Linked DNA regions of Homo sapiens: region 2 is linked to region 1. A link is a contact called in ENCODE Hi-C or POLR2A ChIA-PET data. All regions are on one chromosome and are shown on one strand. The core of a region is the stretch at or near the end of the contact, and the rest is flanking DNA. Distances in the headings are between cores, read along the strand shown. Region 1 holds the start of F2RL2 (coagulation factor II thrombin receptor like 2). Region 2 overlaps IQGAP2 (IQ motif containing GTPase activating protein 2).

Region 1 (6,817 bases), core at 3,583-6,082:
TTGGGGGAGCTCCACGAAAGGTCTTAATGGGTAAGGTTGGCTTTGCCAAGTTGTTTGTATCATTTTCCATGCCTGTAATTGAAAGAAAGTATTAACATAAATGTATAGTTCAAGAGAAAAGAAAGTGTGTTTAATTATTTGTAAATAATTTCTGTGATTGTAGAATTTAAGATCATTTTTATTTTAAAAAGTTATTGTAGATTAGGCAGTCAACAAGCATATATTTAATACATATCATATGCCCCAGAACAACACTATCTTGTGCGGAAACAAAAACTAAATGATCAGTCCTTGTATGTAAAGTGTTTATAATACTATTAGAAGAAACAAAAACAGCCCATCAGAACATTATAGGCATGTTGACTACAAACTATACAGGCATTCAGACAATACTTAATAGATTCAGATGTTTGAGCAAAATGTCAAGGAAAAGATGAACTTGAGCAAAGACTAGCAAGGTTCCTAAAAAGATGGAATTTAATGAGTAAGATTCTGCTGGTGATGAATGGACAGAAGCATAGTGTGGGCTATCATGGGATCTGGGAATGCCAGATAAGTTGATTTAGCAAATTTTTATTGTACATTGATGTGTCAGTGGTGTAAAGTTTTAAATAAAATCCATTTCTATCTGTAAGTAATGCTACTCGTGGAGAAGATGCATAAAAATGCATTGTCTTATGCGAATAAAGTGCAGCTGAGAAAGGAAATTGAAAGAGTGGGTGACAGCTAAATTCCTGAAGGGCCTCTAAACTGTCCTAAGAAATCATATGTCTATTCACAGATGATGGGATTGCACACACAATTTTGAACAGAGGAATGACCATTGTGTTAGGCAGAATAGTAGCCCCCCGCAAAGATTCTACCTGCTAATTCCTGGAACCTACAAGTATATTCCTTTACCTAGCAAAAGGGATTTTGCAGATCTAACTTAGTTAAGGATCTTCTTTTTTTTTTTTTTTTTTTTTTGAGACAGTCTCACTCTGTCGCCCAGGCTGGAGTGCAGTGGCACGATCTCAGCTCACTGCAACCTCCGCCTCCCGGGTTCACGCCATTCTCCTGCCTCAGCCTCCCCAGTAGCTGGGACTACAAGCGCCCGCCACCAGGCCTGGCTAATTTTTTGTATTTTTTTAGTAGAGACAGGGTTTCACCATGTTAGCCAGGATGGTCTCGATCTCCTGACCTCGTGATCTGCCCGCCTCGGCCACCCAAAGTGCTGGGATTACAGGCGTGAGCCACCGCGCCCGGCCAGTTAAGGATCTTAAAATGAGATTTTCCTGGATTGCCTGGGTGGGTCAAATATAATCATAACAGTCCATATAAGGGGAAGGTAAGAGGGTTGTCAAAGTCAGAGATTTGAAGATGCTATGCTGCTGGCTTTGAAGATGGAAGAAAGGGTCATAACCCAAGGAATGCAGGCAGATTCTAGAAGCTGAAAAAAGCAAGATAGCCGATTCTCTCCTAGAGCCTCGAGAATGAACACAACCCCACCAACAGCCTTGATTTTAAGACCTCTGATCTCCAGAAATATAATCTGTTATTTTAAGCCACTCAGTTTGTAATGATTTGATATAGCAGCAGTAGGAAACGAATATAGCCGTTATTTTGACTTGTTTTTAAGATGACTTAGGTAATAGTGTAGAGAACAGATTGGAAAGGTAAGAAATTACAGGCAAGGGGACCTGATTTGGAGGCTACTGTCATCATTCATAGCTCAGTGAGTTACTGAGCTAGAACAGTGGTTATGGAAAGGCAGAGGCGAACACGTGAGACTCTGATGGCGGCTTAAAGGGACTTGGTTCTGATTGGCTTTGGGGTGCAGTGAGGGAGAGGCAGGAAGCAATAATGACTCAGGTTTCTACTCTAGATGACTTGGAGGGAGAGGATGCCATTAACTGAGTTGGAGGGAGACAAGGAGACAGGATCGGGGAGAAGCTACAATCTGTTTTTAGTCTGACTGAGGATGAGTTGCTGGTGGAATATTAGTGTGTAAAATGTCCAGCAACTGGTTAGAAGACTGGATGTGGGTCCAAAATTCCAGGAGCCCAAATTAGAGGCATGATTTATTGTAGTCTGCATGGAGGCTCTCGTTTAATTTAATGGGAGTGGTTGAGATGGCCTAGGGGGAGTTATGAGAAGAAAGAATCCAAAGGTGGACTTTAGGGGTAATGACAGATTTTAAGGGAAGAGGAAACAAAGGAGGAAAAATCGGAAGATGAAATCGGTATGAGGACCTAAGAAGTTGGAAATGAATTCTTTAAAAGATAGAAACACATCAACTATATGCTATCAATATTTGGTGTTACTTGGCATGTTGATGTTAATAATCCTAATTCCTGCAATTTCAAAAACAAAATCTTAAAGCTCAAACCTGAACATTTATTATTATATAACTTTTTGTAACCCTTTCACATGTATAGAAAATAGATTCTCCCAGATTTCTAATGTTACCTTTAAGATAGACTTCTATGCCAAATATAAACCTCATTCTTATCGATTTAAAATGCCAGTACTGCGCCATTATGTCTTGTCCCATGGCCTCAAAATTCCTCCATATTGAATACTTGAAGTTAGTGTTTAGTAACCTATGTTTCATTCAGAGCCAGTTTCTCTTCCTGCTTTAATCTCTAGCAGTTAGCTCCCGGGTGAAATGGAAACCCTCCACGTAAACCTGAGATTGCACAAGCTGAATTCACGGTGTAAAATAGAGGAGGTGTGTCCTAGTAACTGAGGGGTATGGAGGTGATCAGGTATCATTTAAGAAAAGGTAGATTAAAGAAAAGGAAAGAAAAATTTGGGAGGCAGCATTCTTCTATGCCTGTATTTAGAGGTGATCTTAGAAGCTGTGTTGTGTGACACACAAACCCTTCTGCTCACTTTTGCATTTTGGAAAAGTTCTTGCATCTGACATCACCCAAAGAGAAGTGCCTTTAAAGATAGGCACAAAGTTAGAGAATGGTGCCTGAAGAGCATGCCGTACAAGTTATTAGCCTGATTTTAAAAAGCTGTTAAAACCAAGTGTTTGTCCGTTTTCAGAAAGTTTCTGGGATTTAGCAAGACATCATGCCTCCAGACATGCCAAACAGTGCCTGTGTTTTGTGGAAAAGTTGATTTGATTCCATTTTCCGTGAGAATGCCAGATCTGGGTCCACTTAAATAAGGCTTTTATTCCTCAGAGCCTGGTTTTCCTTATGAATTGTACTCATTGTTAAATTTTTTTATTGTATTTTAATTCTTTATAGAGGCTTCCATTGGGCATAATATTTCGGAAATGTTTTTCTATCCGGGAAAAGGCCTTGAAGAACTAATCCAAAGAGAATGAACTCCGGCCTCTCAGGGGTGTCCAAGGGAGAGAATACAGTCATGGATTCATAGTTTCTGTTTCTAGTTGAGCCAGTAAAGCCCCTTCCTCATCCCTCTTTTCCATTTACCTCTAGAGACAGAAACTAAAAACCATGGCTTCAGGCTGCTAAAAGCCTAAAACAAAACAAAACCACAACGAAATAAGGCAGGTTGGACAAGCTTGCTTCATTCTTCCTTCACATTTCTCCCCCACCCCATGGAAGAAAGCAAATTCACTGCCTCTTTGTTTCCTTCAGAGGCCCCCGTTTTCACCTCCATCAAACCCTATTAGCGTCTTGAAGGAACCACCCCCGAAAACCTTGCTTCTTTTGCAATTCTGCTTCTCAACATATTGGCCCATCTACTCCCAGAAAGAGCGTGCACTTATTATATTCATAAATCCCACATGTGCTTACTGCTAATCACCACAGATTCTCTTAGAGCTCTCTGCAACCGCTCAGGGATTCCAAATGTGAATTTAAGCAATGTTCCTTTAGAAAGCATTGATTTCTGTTTTTGTTTCCCTTGCTATGTCCAGTCTTTGCCTCTCCCACTCCTAACAATGTTGACTGGAGTGTGTGACCTAACAAAGAGTAACAGGTACAGACCTATCCCAAATTTGTTATTTTTGGAAAAAGCAGGAGGTTTCAGGCTAACATTGTGATGGGTAAAGTGGAAAGTACATTCAAAGTTGAATAATAGTATTTGGGAGACCTTATTTTTAAAATTAAAAAATCATATATGAGGGTAGGGAGAACTCCCCACTTAAAGTCAAAAAAGGTCATTCATTTCGGAAATACTGACTTATTAGCATTGCCAGCTATTGAAAGCAGATGACTTTCTCTTTCTGGCAGTATTCTTGTTTCTCCCATTTATGTCTCACCAAGAGGTTTAAACACAGGATATATATTTTAATCCCTAGAAAAAGTGCCATCTTTGCTTAACCAGAAGAGAAATTCTTACAAACACAAAAACGACTTTCAAAATTGCTCCCTGACTTAATCGTAGACATCTAAAATCTTGAATATGCCACACATTTTTAAACATCAGGAGGGAACACTTAGTCTATGACCAGGTTTGAATAGAGTGAATGAACTATAGATGTTCATTTCCATGATTCTACCTTTTAATAATAAAGATCAAACTGCCTTTGGGGTTTACAGTTTGTGTGAGATGCAAAGAAACCTAGGTTCAGTTGACTCTTAATTTGTAACAGAAACCCACATCCCCATCCTACCCCCTGAGAAAATTGCTTACCACTCTGACAAAAAGTGGGCAACAGAAGCAGGAGGCCAGCAGCTGCAAAGATGAGGGCTTTCATTTTGATGACCTGAGTCCCGTCTCTTAAACGTTATGAAATCTGTAAAATCATGGAGCACAATTTCACCTCAGTTCCATGTGTCAGCAGCAAATGGAAGCCTTGGTCTGTCTGTAGAAGTTTGCTCTCCTGTGCCGTGCAGGCAGGAAACTTGCCCTGGTCCTCCGCAGGGAAAGGATGTAATCCACTCGATGCTTCAGTAAGCATGACTCAGGCCAAGCCTCTGAACGTGTTACGTTATCCCTGGAGAAAGGCATTTAACTCTTACCCACCCCCAACAATCTATTCTGAATAGGTGCTGTAATTCTCCCCTAGTAGATTTGCTTTTAAAGAATGGCAGAAATTACACAGGCCTTTACAGAACTAAGCCAAAAACAGATGTTGAACAGCAGTAAGTTTTGAATCTGTCCCACATTTCATTTCTTATCCGTTTTAAAAATGCAGTTCCAGAGTGTAATTTCTACTTAATAAATTATCCTTTCCTTTATCTTCCCAGCTATTTCAAATCTTAATCCTTAAACACTTTACATAATTATAAATTAATCATGGAAAACAAACTTTTAAGAAATTCAAATTGAGCGGTGAATCACTTTGAAAATTTTCCATCAATGTAATATTGATTTCAGTTTGTCGTCAGTGCCTGGCCAGAACCTGGCTTTTGAGTGGTGGTGGTTTTTCTTCGCCGGGTGAGGATGGCGTTTGTTCAGGCTTTTTTTTTTTTTTTTGCCTTATCTTGATGTGTTTTGAGCCATTCAATAACCCTTAGGGTCAGATAACTGGAGGAACCTCCCAAACAACGCTGTTCAGTTAAACTAAAATCATAGCACATCATGAAAATGAGGACTCCCTTTATTCCATGAGTGTTGGTGAATAAGTCTACAATAAGATATTTTTAATAGTGGTAAAATATACGTAACATAAAATTTACTATCTTAACCAGTATTAAGTGTACAGTTCAGTAATGTTAAATACATTCACATTGTTGTACAACATATAAGCTTTTATGAATTGTTATATTCTGTAGAGTATGACTTAATATACAGTAAAAAAATGCATTATAACACATTTTTCTGTAGTTAATAAAACTTAAACTTGAAGCCTGACCATCCCACAGCCTGCTCTTTACAAAATGCAGCAAGAATCAGAAAATACAAATTTCACATGAGACTTAAAGGCTAGGGATATGCTAGGAAGAAATTGATCTGCGGAAACCTTTCACATCTTGATTAAATTACATTAGACCAAGATTTTTACAAAGGTCAGTGTTTAATACTTCAACTACATAATATATGGTTATACAAACTGAGATAGAATGTTATTATATTGCAGAAATATAAAACCTAAAATATTGACAAAGGTTTTTTTTGTTTCATTAGAACTTTTCTGGGAGTTATCTAAATTCAGGAATTTATGACTTGATTTGCACATGGCCTAGTTTCTGGTCATTTAATTCATTTGTAACTCTTATGTTGAACCTGGCTGTTTAACTGAAGTGGAGGTGTGGCCGTCCCATAAATATACTATTATTTTCAGTCTTCTGGTGAACAACTGAAAAAGCAGACTTGGCTGGGCACAGTGGCTCATGCCTGTAATCCCAGCACTTTGTAAGGCTGAGGTGGGGGGATCACTTGAGGTCAGGAGTTTGAGACCAGCCTGACCAACATGGTGAAACCCCATCTCTACTAAAAATGCAAAAATTAGCTGAGCGTGGTGGCGGGCGCCTGTTATCCCAGCTACTTGGGAGGCTGAGGCAGGAGAATAGCTTGACCCTGAGAGGCGGAGGTTGCAGTGAGCAAGCCTGGGTGACAGAGCAACACTCCATCTCAAAAATAAAATAAATAAGAAAAAGCAGACTTTACATTGATAAGATTCAGCTTTTACTTTTGGTTTTACATTTAACTCTAGTAATCGTTAGTTCAATGTTTCATAATTTAAACCGTTGACTTAAATTCATCTGATTTGTAATTTCTCTCTTCAGTTTGGCCTATAAGACTAATACTTTAAGCTTTGAAGTAAGATTGTTACTGCCTTCTCATCTGGGTAGAAATCTGTGTGGTGTATCTTCTACAGTGATAAGTTATGAAGGAAGGCAAATACCCTTCAAAAGAACTGAGACACATAAATGAACTCATAGAGCTTAGTTTTTAGGTTATAGCTGGG
Region 2 (6,587 bases), core at 3,881-6,380, 66 kb after region 1:
ACTTTAAATAATACTATCTTTTCTCCATCAAAGAATCAAGGATATTCCACATCCATCCTTTACACACAGAGTAAGAAAGAGAATGAGATTCATGATACAACACCATAAATCAAAAGCACCCGCTGACCAAGCAGTGCAGTTTTCAAGAACTTATACAAACCCAAGAATGCATATCAGTACATTAGAACAGTTATGTATTGGGGTGAGATGGAGACTGGAAGTGGAAAAATGAGGACAAAGGGAACAAGTATGTGTTGAAACAATACGAAACATATTACTTCCAAGCTACCTGTCCTGAGTTCTGAGGTTTTAATTTGTGGCAAGAGCTTTCTCTCCTGCCACTGATGTGCTGAAGTGTGCTTGAAGTGTGAATGAAGACAGCATTCATCTCCACTTGATTTTTTTTTTTAAACATTCAATCATCTGTGAAAACAACAGGAAGAGCTTCTTCACTGTGCTGTGTTGATATGTTCCTCTCTTAGGCTTGTTGATTTTGTCCTCAGATCATCTGAGGCTCCATTCGGTCATGCAGCAAATGCTTGACTACCTACTCTGTGTTCATGCGCTGGGCTTGAGGCTGGGATACAACAGTGGGTAAGCTGGAAACAGCCCCTGTCTTACAGGGGTGGAGAGCACAGTTCGACAGTAGGACCGCAACCAAGTTGCAGGACTAGGACTCACCCTTGGCCTCACAAGAGTTGAGGGCGGTTCTTTTTGACTACAGATTACCAAGGCAGATGAAAATTTCAGGGAGACAATTCAGGGCAGGGCAGGAGAGAAAGGGGGAGAAAGTCTACACCCTGGGTTCCTCTGAACAAGTGCCAATTATAAAGATAACTGGAAATACAGATTGTGTGGTTTTGCCATGTAAATGAAATTAGGCCAAGTATCCCATGATCTCATAAGCTTTGTCCTTTAGAAGTAATGGGAAGAAATTTTTTCTTAATTAGTTTTGTCTGCTATTTGAACATCATTTTCTAAATCCAGTCAACTCCAATGTCTGCATGATATCTGAGAATCACCATTTGAGTAGTTCAAAGTATCAGATAATCTGAATATCATATATATTTATACTTATTCCTGAACATGAGTCTGCATGATTCTGCAAATTCTAGGAAATCACATTTAAAGATAAAACCATAAAAGTCAGGCCTGTCTGGAAGCAATGTGTCTTAGCCTGGGAAACCTGGGACATTGTCCTGTTTGCCTTACCCATTACCCAGCCTCTGCCCTTGTGTGGCTCTCCCCCGTCCCCCCCAGTGTGTTGGAAACAAACACTATCCACTTCTTTAATCACCACACTATGTAGAGCCAGCAGTGGGTTTATTTTTTATTGTGGTAAAATACACATAAAACTTACCATTTCAGCCATTTTAAAGTGTACATGCATTTAGTACATTCGCAGTGTGCAACCATCACTGTTGTCTAGTTCCAGAACATTTTTATCAGATGTGAACCCTGTACCCATTAAGTAGTCATTCCCCATTCCCCGCTGCTGCCCAGCCCCTAGCAACTACTAGTCTGCACTCTATGTCTTTGAACTTTTGCCTGAAGATATGAAGTCGTATCTCACTGTGGTTTTGGTTTGTACTTTTCCAATGACCAGTAATGTTGAGGATCCTTCCATATGTTTGTCATCCACTTGTGTATTTATGTATTCTTTTTGGAGAAATGTCTATTTAACTCCTTTGTCCATTTTAAAATTAGGTTGTTTGTGGTTTTGTTCCTCAGTTGTAAGAGTTGTTTATATATTCTGGACACTGGACCATTATCAGATATATGATTTGCAAATATTTTTGCCCCTTGTGTGGGCTTTTTACTCTCTTGATAATGTCCTTTTCCGCACAAATGTTTTTTTTTTTTTATTTTGATGAAGTCCAGTTTATCTGTTTTTTTTGTTGTTGTTGTTGTTGTTGTTGTTGTTACTTGTGAGATTTACCCCAATGTTTTGTTCTAAAGGTTCTATAGTTTTAGCTTTTACAGTTAGGTCTATTAACCCTTTTTGAGTTCATTTTTGTGTGTGGTGTGAGACAGGTGTCCACCTTCATTCTTTCTTGTTGTTATTGTTGTTGTTTTTTGTTTGAGACAGCGTCTCGCTCTGTCGCCCAGGCTGGAGTGCAGTGGCATGATCTCGGGTCACTGCAAGCTCTGCCTCCTGGGTTCATGCCATTCTCCTGCCTCAGCCTCCCAAGTAGCTGGGACTACAGGTGTCTGCCACCATGCCCAGCTAATTTTTTGTGTTTTTAGTAGAGACGGAGTTTCATCATGTCAGCCAGGATGGTCTCCATCTCCTGACCTCATGATCCGCCCACCTCAGCCTCCCAAAGTGCTGGGATTACAGGCGTGAGCCACCACTCCTGGCCCCACCTTCATTCTTTTGCATGTGGATGTCCAGTTGTTCTAGCACTATTAGTTAAACAGACTATTCTTTCTTCATAGAATGGTCTAGGCACCCTTGTCAAAAACTAATTGACAATACATGTATGGCTTTATTTCTGGATTTTCAATTCTACTCCATTCACTTATATGTCTATCCTTGTACTAGTGCCACACCATATTGATCACTGTAGCTTTGTAATGAGTTTTGAAATACGGAAGTCCTCCAACTTCTTTCTTCTTTTTCAAGATTGTTTTAGTCTTGCAGTTGAATAGGTCTCTTGCAGTTATATGTGAATTTTAGGATCAACTTTTCCATTTATGTAAAAAAGGCTTGAGGCCAGTGTTTTAATAGAGGCCCTAAGTCTTTTATGCTCAAAGGCCTTCCTCTTGGCATACTGTGAGATCTTACTGTTGGCCGACCACTTTACTAAGCAGCCCAGTGATCAATGTAGGTAACAATTTGAAATCAACACTGACTGGTTAGCCATCCCTGAAAGTGAAATTTGGATATTGCCCAAAAGGTTCAATAGAATTAGTTCTATGATTTTAGCCAAGCCCTGCTTCTAAATATACTTCCTTTAAAGTACATATTTGAAAAAATCTTGATACTAACAGATAATTACAAAGTGCAGCATTGACAGGGAACCTGAAAACTGAGTCTTTTTCTTGCAGGCAAGGAAACTAAAGTCTAAAAGTACCAGTATCAGTCCATGGCCTGTTAGGAACCAGGCGACACAGCAGGAGGGGAGCAAGTGAAGCTTCATCCTGTATTTACAGCTGCTCCCCATTGCTGGCATTAACACCTGAGCTCCACCTCCTGTCAGATCAGTGGCAGCAGTAGATTCTCATAGGAGTATGAACCCTATTGTGAGCTCCACATGCAAGGGATCTAGGTTGCACACTCCTTATGAGAATCTAATGCCTGATGATCACTGTCTCCCATCACCCACAGATGGGACTGTCTAGTTGTAGGAAAACAAGCTCAGGGCATCCACTCATTCTGTATTATGGTGAGTTGTATAATTATTTCATTATATATTACAATGCAATAATAATAGAAACAAAGTGCACAATAAATGTAACGCACTTGAATCATCTTCCCGAAACCATCCCCCACCCTGTCCATGGAAAAATTGTCTTCCACAAAACCTGTCCCTGGTGCCAAAAGGGTTGGGGACCACTCCTTTAAAATATTGATTTGAACTCTCATGAGGATGACTTTTTTGATTTGAACACTCTCATCAGGATGACTTTTTTCCAAGCTAATAAACCGAATTTGTAACTCAAGCATAAGATATAGTTCTTGAGATTCATTAGAGAACCAAATTTAACTAAAATCGGACAATGACTTTTATAAGTTATGAAGTGGACAGACATGAAATGCAGAGCAATTGGGATGTGAAAATACCTAGCTTTTCTCTATCAAAAAACTATTCTGCTTTTTTGTGAAACAGATTGTGTTCTTAACTTTCAGAAATGCCCTTATGTTTAATTACAATGTCACTAGTTTTCCAGTCATGAGTAACTCATCTTCATGGAGGCCCCCACAGTAGCAGAATTTGAGGCATTGTTAATCATTATGTTTGTAAATTTAATTCCATGCTAGTCTCATAATTCTTACTCATCAGATGAAGATGAAGATGATGATAATAGCAAACACCTATGTAGTGCTTACCATGGCCAGGGACAGTTTTTATATACTGTGCAAATGCAAAGTGTTCCAGAATTCCAAACCTTTTGAGAGCTGACAGTGGTCAAAGGAAATGCTCTTTGGAGCGTTTTGAATTTTCGGATTTAGGATGCTGAAGCAGTAAGTATATAATGCAAATGTTCCAAAATCTGAAAAGATAAAAAATCTGAAACACTTTTGGGCCCAAGCATTTTGAAAAAGGGACCCACAATCTGTAAAGAGAGAAAGAGAATAACATGTGCATATATATATATTAAAATAAACATGTATAAAATATGTATGTAATATTCTCAGCAACCCCAAGAGAGTGGAGGTTATTATCAGTATTTTACAGATGAGGAAACTAGGCACAGAACAGGTATAAACCTTTTCCTGGGTAACACAGTTACTAAGTGGAGCAGAGATTCAAACCCACATGATTTGAAATCCTCCAGGGCCCACACTCTTGATCATAAAGTTTTACAACTTGTCGAGGGCAAGGTCATTGTTCTTTGCATTCTTAGGAATCTTAGAATAAATAATGAGAATTATTAGCTGAGCAGTTACTGAGTAACGGAGGCTGGAGCATCTTTCCAGGCCAAAGAGGAGGGACAAAGGGCACATATCGGAGTAGGAAGAAACATTTATTTCTTTTTCCCTTGTGTATGTTTATAGAATAGAGAACCTCAGTTTGGGCTATTGCTATTTTTCTAATACTACCAAGCACAGGGATATTTAAAAAAAAAAAAAAAAAAAAAAAAAACCTGGTCGAGGAATCCTAAAAACCTAGTCGAGGGGTCTTAGGGATGACATAGGGTTATAGCCTCAATCTATCACTTATTAACCATGGAACTCAGCAAGTTGCCTCGCCATCAGTTTTCTCCTCCATAATATAGAGGAGAGGGGAAAGGAAGGGCTATGATGATCACATGAAATTATAATTAATACCACATAAATTATATAAAACTATGCAGTTGTCAACCTTTCATTATAACTTATGATTCAACTTAAAATATGTGATCCTTATGGCCTTAATTAAGCTTAGTTTCCCACAAAAGTATGTGTGTTTAAGTAGAAGGCAATATTTGTGGTTTTTAATCATACTTAGCTGCTTGAGTGCTTAAATTGTCATCTCTTAAGAATTTCCTGTCACATGATTAAGTTTAGGTTCCATGATCCCAGCTGAAAGATTTCCTTGTTTTTTGGTCCAAACTAGCAGGAGCACTAAATGGCTAAGGTGATATTTGAGGTCTGGAGCTAATAATGTAAATTATCTTGTTAGGATGTTAAATACTGAAAATATTCCTTAGTTTCCACAAACACTGATTGCTTTTCAACCTTGGGCACAGTATAAGCAGATGACAGAGGGGGAGCTTCAGGAATGCTACTGGTAATAATAGATACCATATGAATGGAGTGGCCAAACCCAAGGGGCCACACCAGCTTACAAGCGCCGTATGGGCTCATTTATCTACAGTGGGGTTTGAGCACAGCTATGATGAATAAACTCCCTGGTGTATTTCTTTCTCTTTTTTTCTTAATTCTTTTTCAAAATTAGATACCTCCTCATTCAGGGAGAGCAAGACCCGTGGTTTGGATCAACCTATCTTACATATTTGAAGAGCCCTGGCGCCAGTACTCTAAGCAGTTGATTTATGCTGGTCAGACCATATCCAGAATGTTATATTTGGACTGGGGTGGGAAGGGGGATGCATATTAAGGTCATTGGTAACTGGAATGTGAGCAGGACTGTGAGCTCTCTGCAGATGCCATTGTGAGGAGCTTTAAGGGACTGAGTGGTTTCACTTGGAAAAAGGAAAGATGGTGGAAGAGGGGATAGAGGAACACAGTCTTGGCATTTCTCTATAGGTTTTTCAGGAGCTGCTGATTTGGAAAGGGAATTGGACTTGTTTCCTGCAGCTCTAGTCTCTTAGGTCTTAGTTGCCACATTTGTACAATCAGGGATTGGATTGTTTTTCAAAGGTCTCTCTCCGGGCCACAGTCCTAAGACTAACCAGGTTTCATGACTGGGTGGCCCTGGAAGGCAGGCCTCTCAGAGTGAGCTCCTGTTTGAGAATGGAATGTGCCAATATTGTACTCTCCAAAAGAAATTTAATATGAGCCACATGTAATTTTAACTTTTCTAGAAGCCTTATTTTAAAAAGAAATAGATGAAATTAATTCTAATAATATATTTTATTTAACCCAATATATCCAAAAATATTTAAATATGTAATAAATGTAAAAAATTGATGAAATATTTTACATTCTTTGTTTCATACAACATCTTCAAAATCCAGTGTGTGTTTCACACAGCACATCTCAGTTTGTACTAGCCATGTCTCAAGTGCTCAAGTGCCACCTGTGGCCAGTGGCGGCCATCATGGGCAGCACAGCTTTAACGACCATGTGAGTGCTTACCATGTGCCAGACCTCACAGAAGGCTTTAGATCTTTTCATCCAATCCTTGCATCAGTCCTGAGAGATTCCTGTTTTATAAACGAAAAAACAAAACCTACAAGGATTATATAACTTGCAC

What was found. A loop is a pair of places that touch in the nucleus more often than their neighbours do. ChIA-PET counts read pairs that join two places held with the same protein, here RNA polymerase II (POLR2A). Pooled maps may share reads with other maps.
Region 2: a pooled map shows a loop between it and region 1 (4-fold over the local background). The contact joins the enhancer-like site here to the promoter of F2RL2 in region 1. A Hi-C loop is called at or near these places in 3 of 168 maps with a recorded cell type or tissue (A673, IMR-90 and chondrocyte) and 3 of 50 pooled maps. POLR2A ChIA-PET finds 5 or more read pairs at or near these places in 3 of 52 experiments (AG04450, CD8-positive, alpha-beta T cell and OCI-LY7).

What each region holds. Positions count from the first base shown.
Region 1 is chr5:76,618,571-76,625,387 of GRCh38, forward strand. F2RL2 (coagulation factor II thrombin receptor like 2) reads right to left here and starts at 4,833. Exons shown (of 2, transcript NM_004101.4): 1 at 4,597-4,833; 2 at 1-72. The coding sequence starts at 4,660. All of the region lies in intron 13 of IQGAP2 (IQ motif containing GTPase activating protein 2), which reads left to right. RefSeq lists a silencer at 4,614-4,908.
Region 2 is chr5:76,684,446-76,691,032 of GRCh38, forward strand. All of the region lies in intron 30 of IQGAP2 (IQ motif containing GTPase activating protein 2), which reads left to right. Among named protein-coding and RNA genes, the nearest start is that of NCRUPAR, 25 kb to the right of the region's middle. Within about 2 kb of position 5,131, at least 5 of the 41 ENCODE cell types and tissues checked have a DNase peak (open chromatin) inside an H3K27ac peak, as active enhancers do.